Regions from separate parts of the Homo sapiens genome. Here region 2 is linked to region 1. Evidence: chromatin loops called from intact Hi-C (ENCODE). Cell type or tissue: lower leg skin. All regions are shown on one strand.

Region 1 (2,500 bases):
GGTAAAACACACGAAGAGACAGGCTGGGCACAGTGGCTCACACCTATAATTCCAGCACTTTGGGAGACCAAGACAGGAAGATTGCTTGAGTCCACGAGTTCGAAACCAGCCTGGGCAAAAAACAAGACCCCTACAAAAATAAAAAGATTTAGCCAGGTGTGGTGGCACGTGCCTGTAGTCCCCAGCTACTTGGAAGGTTGAAGTGGGAGGATCACCTGAGCCCTGAAGGTCGAGGCTACAGTGAGCCAAGATCCACCACTGCACTCCAGCCTGGGTGACAGTGCAAGACCCTGTCTCAAAAAATAATAATAATAAGAAGAAGATATGAAGAGACAGTCAACAAAGGAAGATACACAATTGGCCCATGAGCACATGCAACATTAATCAACCCTGGTCAATCAGGAAGATACAAATAAAACCACAATGAAATACCCACCAAAATAATTAAAATTAAAAAGACTTTCAACATCAAGTGTTGGCAGATGCAGAACAACCAGAACTTGTGGAAAAAGTGGCAATTTCTAAAACTAAACATACACCTACCCTCCGATCCAGTAATTCTACTCCTAGATATTAACCCAAAAGAAATGAAGACATGTGTCTCTAGACAGACCTGTGCAAGAATGTTCATAGCAGCTTGTTCCTAATAGCCAAAACCTGGAAACCGATGAAAAACAATGATAAACTGGCCGGACACAGTGGCTCATGCCCGTAATCCCAGCAGTTTTGGAGGCCAAGGCAGGCAGATCACCTAAGGTCAGGAGTTCAAGACTAGCCTGGGCAACATGGTGAAACCCCGTCTCTACTAAAAATACAAAAAATTAGCCAGGCATGGTGACGTGTGCCTGTAATCCCAGCTACTTGGGAGGCTAACACACAAGAACCACCTGAACCCAGGAGGCAAAGGTTGTAGTGAGCCAAAACTGCGCCACTGCACACTCCAGCCTGGGAGACAGAGCGACACTGTGTCTCAAAAAAAAGAAAGAAAAACAATGATAAACTATGGTACATTTATTTAAGTGATGCTTAAAATTAAGAAGGTATCAGAATCTTGAGTAAGGAGGAAAAAAAGTATAGCTTAAAAAAACTTTTCAAGTAATTCTGATACCCCTAGAAAAACATTCCATGTTTCAAATAATCAACTTGCAAACAAGCTTCGGGAACAGAATTTGTATGAAAGCATTTTCTGACATATATACAATAGTTGGCCACCAGGGGGCACTCCCAATGCAGTTCTCTCTGGGGCTTCCCAGGGCAGGCGTGTGGGCACAAGCAGTGATGCTGTGGCTGCTGCCAGATTCAGTTCAGCATCTAAGGACTGCACTCGTGTCACCCTGGTGGGGGTATTATATGCTTTTTTTGGACATTGCATTTACCTTTCCAAATACAATCTCATTTAACAAATGTATTTGTTTACAGTGGCTAAACCCACACAAATTCCTAATGCCCTAGAACTCAAAACGTGAATAGAAGGAAGAATTTGCCACCATTACCCATGATTTTTTGTCAGATGTAATTTGTTAGAAAATCATTCACAATTAATAAAATTCCTAATACAATGTAGAATATTGTTAAAACCTTGCCTTTTTCTTTTCTTTTCTTTTTTTTTTTTTTTTTTGAGGTAGGGTCTTGCTGTGTCACCCAGGCTGGAGTGCAGTGGCATGATCATAGCTCACTGCAACCTCCGCCTCCCAGGCTCAAACCATCCTTCCACCTCAGCCTCCTAGGTACCTGGGACTACAGGTGCGTGCCACCACACCCAGATAATTTTTGTATTTTTTTTTAGTAGAGACATGGTTTTGCCATGTTGCCCAGGCTGATCTCCAACTCCTGGGCTCAAGCAACCCTCCTGCCTTGGCCTCCCAAAGTGCTGGGATTACAGGTGTGAGCCACAGTGTCTGGCCAAACCTTTACATTTTAAGGCCATCTAAAATACCACATAACTTTAAATTAACAAGTAATACACGTTCCTACACAGAAGAGTATATACCCTACTAAATACTAACACATGATGAGCATCTACAGGGAGGGAAAATAAATTTTGTGAGTCTGGACTGAACTTACAGTTTTCTTTGTAAAGGATAATTAATAATATTTTTTCAAGTACTTGAACACTTTACACCTTCATAAGCATGCCTGAACAACTTAGGACTTCATATGCCAGGAGAAGAAAATGTTAGAGCTTGTTATTACATAAAACTTGAACATTTCCTACCTAATTTTAAGAGACAGCTTTAATAAATGGAGGCCCTCTCAACTTAACTGTAACTTGAGAGAAAACAGTGTAGAGCTGTACTTCCCTAGTTTTGCCTCCCCCACTGAACCCCCTGCCTTGGTCAAACACAAACCTCGCCCTCTGCTCAGAGACGCAAACAGATGTGCAGACTCCACGGCGCAGGGTCTGTTTCTCCGCTGGCAGAGAGCTTTAGTCTACACTTATTTTCTGTAGTTTATACTATGAAGAAGATGTATTTTTACCCCCAATTCTAAGACCATATTA
Region 2 (2,500 bases), 140 kb after region 1:
TAACAATAGCTGAGACCTGGCCAATCCCAGCAGCCATTCTTCAACCATTCATGCACTGCTGAGTGTTCAAACGGTGTTCAAATAAGGCAAACACCAACCTGTAACCAATCCAGCTGTTCTGTACCTCACTGCTGATTTTTGTATGTCATTTCCCTTTTTTTGACTATAATTTTTTTCTGACCACAAGGAAACCCTGGAGTCTCTCTGAGCCTGCTGTGATTCTGGGGACTGCCCAATTTGTGAATGGTTCATTTCTCAAATAAACTCTTTTAATTGGCTGAAGTTTTTCTTTTAACAGTTGTATAATTTACGCAATTTCCAAATTCGCACTACTATAAATAAGTGTACAATGAATATTCTGTTTTCTTTTTTCTTTCTCTTTCTCGTTCCCTTTTTTTTTTTTGAGACAAGTTCTCACTCTGTCACCCAGGCTAGAGTGCAGTGGTGTGATCTCAGCTCACTGCAGCCTCGACTTTCTGGGCTCAAGTGATTTTCCCACCTCAGCCCCCAAGTGGTTAGGACTACAGGCTTGCACCACCATACCTGGCTAACTTTTGTATTTTTTGTAGAGACTGGGTTTTGCCATGTTGTCCAGGCTGGTCTCAAACTCCTGAGCTCAAACAATCTGCCTGCCTTGGCCTCCCAAACATATATTCTTGTTGACTTATTCACTTCTAATCTTACAACAAATTCCTACATATAAAGTGATCATATGACATTTTGAGGGCTTTTGATGAACACTGCTGAGTTGCCTTTCCCAAGGACTTTCCTACCTGTGGGGGATAAGGGGTGGGGGTGAGGCAGGGGAGGCTCCTAAAATCTTGCCAGGCAATGGCTACAGCTTCTGAGCCTCCCCTGGAGAGGATCATTCTGTAAGGGCCTCTCAGGGGTGGATCTGTCTGAGGCACTTGGAGAGGATCATTCTGTAAGGGCCTCTCAGGGGTGGATCTGTCTGAGGCACTTGGAGAGGAAATCAACAGCCCCATGTCAAGTTCATTGCTTCACATCTTTCCTCTTGGGGCTTTCCTTTCTTCCTCACCCGGGCTGAGCTTTCTGGGTCTGGGTCTGCAGGAGGGGGTTGGTGGGGTGGGAATGACCCACTTCTTCCCATCTCAGGGAGGTCTGACCTCCCTGGGCAGCACAGGAAGAAGGCAAGCCTGCCTGGAACCCCCAATAATTAGGAACCACTGCCATCTAGTGTCGGCATTGCTGTGAAGATTTAAATATTAAAACCCACTCCAAGCCCTGAAGAGCACCGCCTTCCCCATGGGCACCCCTCAGGGACCCTACAGGCTACAGCAGTGCAGGCCTGAGCTAGAAAATGCTCATTAGGAGAATTAAACATCTGGGGAAGGAATATGAAAATCTAATTTAGAATGGCTTGGGACTGCCAGAGAGGAAGTGGGGAGTCCAGAGAGAAGACTGAAGAGAAATTTTCTTGAAAGATAGATCCCATTAATTAGAGGGTGGCAGCAAATCTAGCGTTAAGGAAGAAACAAATATCTGGGGAAAACACTTCTTGGGATGCCTAGGAGGTGTACGGAATCTCCCATGAGCCTCAAGACGGACCCGAGGCTTGCAGAGTTAAAAGAGCCCTCCCAGCTCACTCAGGCCACTTGGGAAGAGCCATTGGTGCTGCTGTCCCCAGGACTCTGCTCTGAGACCTGCCCTGCATTCCAGCCTGGGCCCTGCTCTGAGACGCAGCCTGGGTTCTTCTCTGAGATCTGCCCCATGTTCCAGCCTGAGCCCTGCTCCAAGATCTGCCCCGTATTCTAGCCTGGGCCCTGCTCTGAGACCCACCCTGTGTTCCAGCCTGGGCCCAGATCCGAGATCCAGCCTGGGTTCTTCTCTGAGACCTGCCCTGCGTTCCAGCCTGGGTCCTGCTCTGAGACCTGCCCTGTATTCCAGCCTGGGTTCTTCTTGGAGACCTGCTCTGTGTTCCAGCCTGGGCCCTGCTCTGAGACCTGCCCTGTATCCCAGGCAGTGTTCTTCTCTGAGACCCGCCCTGTGTTCTCTACTGGGTTCTGTCTCTCTGACTCAAAATGGCGGTGGTAGTGCAGTTTCTTGGGCGGCGGGGGAAGAGGTTAGAGCTGTTCAGCCCTCGGGCTGCTGACACCACTGTGGGCTACAGGGGCAGCTTTACTCCGGGGATTCAAACCCCATTTCAGCCACCTTTTTATTTGTTGTGGAAACTTAGGTAATTTCTTAAACCTCTCAAAGACTCAGTGTAATAGGGTGAATAGTGACTCTCAAAATCCATCTCCACCCAGGACCTCAGAATGTGACAAATTTCTGTATTTGGAAATAAGGTCTTTGCAGATATAATTAGTTGAGTTCATCCTGGATTTGGGTGGGTCTTCAAATGTGATTTATAAGATGACAGAAAGAGACGCAGAGACACACAGAGGGGAAGCCCGTGTGCAGGAGGGGCTGGAGCGATGCGTCCACAAGCCGAGGAGCCGAGGGATTGCTGGGAGCCACCGGAATCTCAGAAGAGGCA

What was found. Peaks named below come from ENCODE experiments on the same cell type or tissue, not always from the same donor. Only the 100,000 strongest peaks of a DNase experiment are listed, where the experiment ranks them.
Region 2: a loop joins it to region 1, with 12 times the contacts of the local background. A loop is called at or near these places in 106 of 110 quality-filtered maps.

Annotation. Positions count from the first base shown.
Region 1 is chr7:55,414,102-55,416,601 of GRCh38, reverse strand. All of the region lies in intron 6 of LANCL2 (LanC like glutathione S-transferase 2), which reads right to left. Among named protein-coding and RNA genes, the nearest start is that of LANCL2, 50 kb to the right of the region's middle. In lower leg skin, no CTCF peak of the experiment used is centred here; a DNase peak (open chromatin) is centred at 1,241.
Region 2 is chr7:55,278,819-55,281,318 of GRCh38, reverse strand. No RefSeq gene overlaps it. Among named protein-coding and RNA genes, the nearest start is that of ELDR, 24 kb to the right of the region's middle. In lower leg skin, a CTCF peak has its summit at 1,182 (motif pointing left); a DNase peak (open chromatin) is centred at 1,198.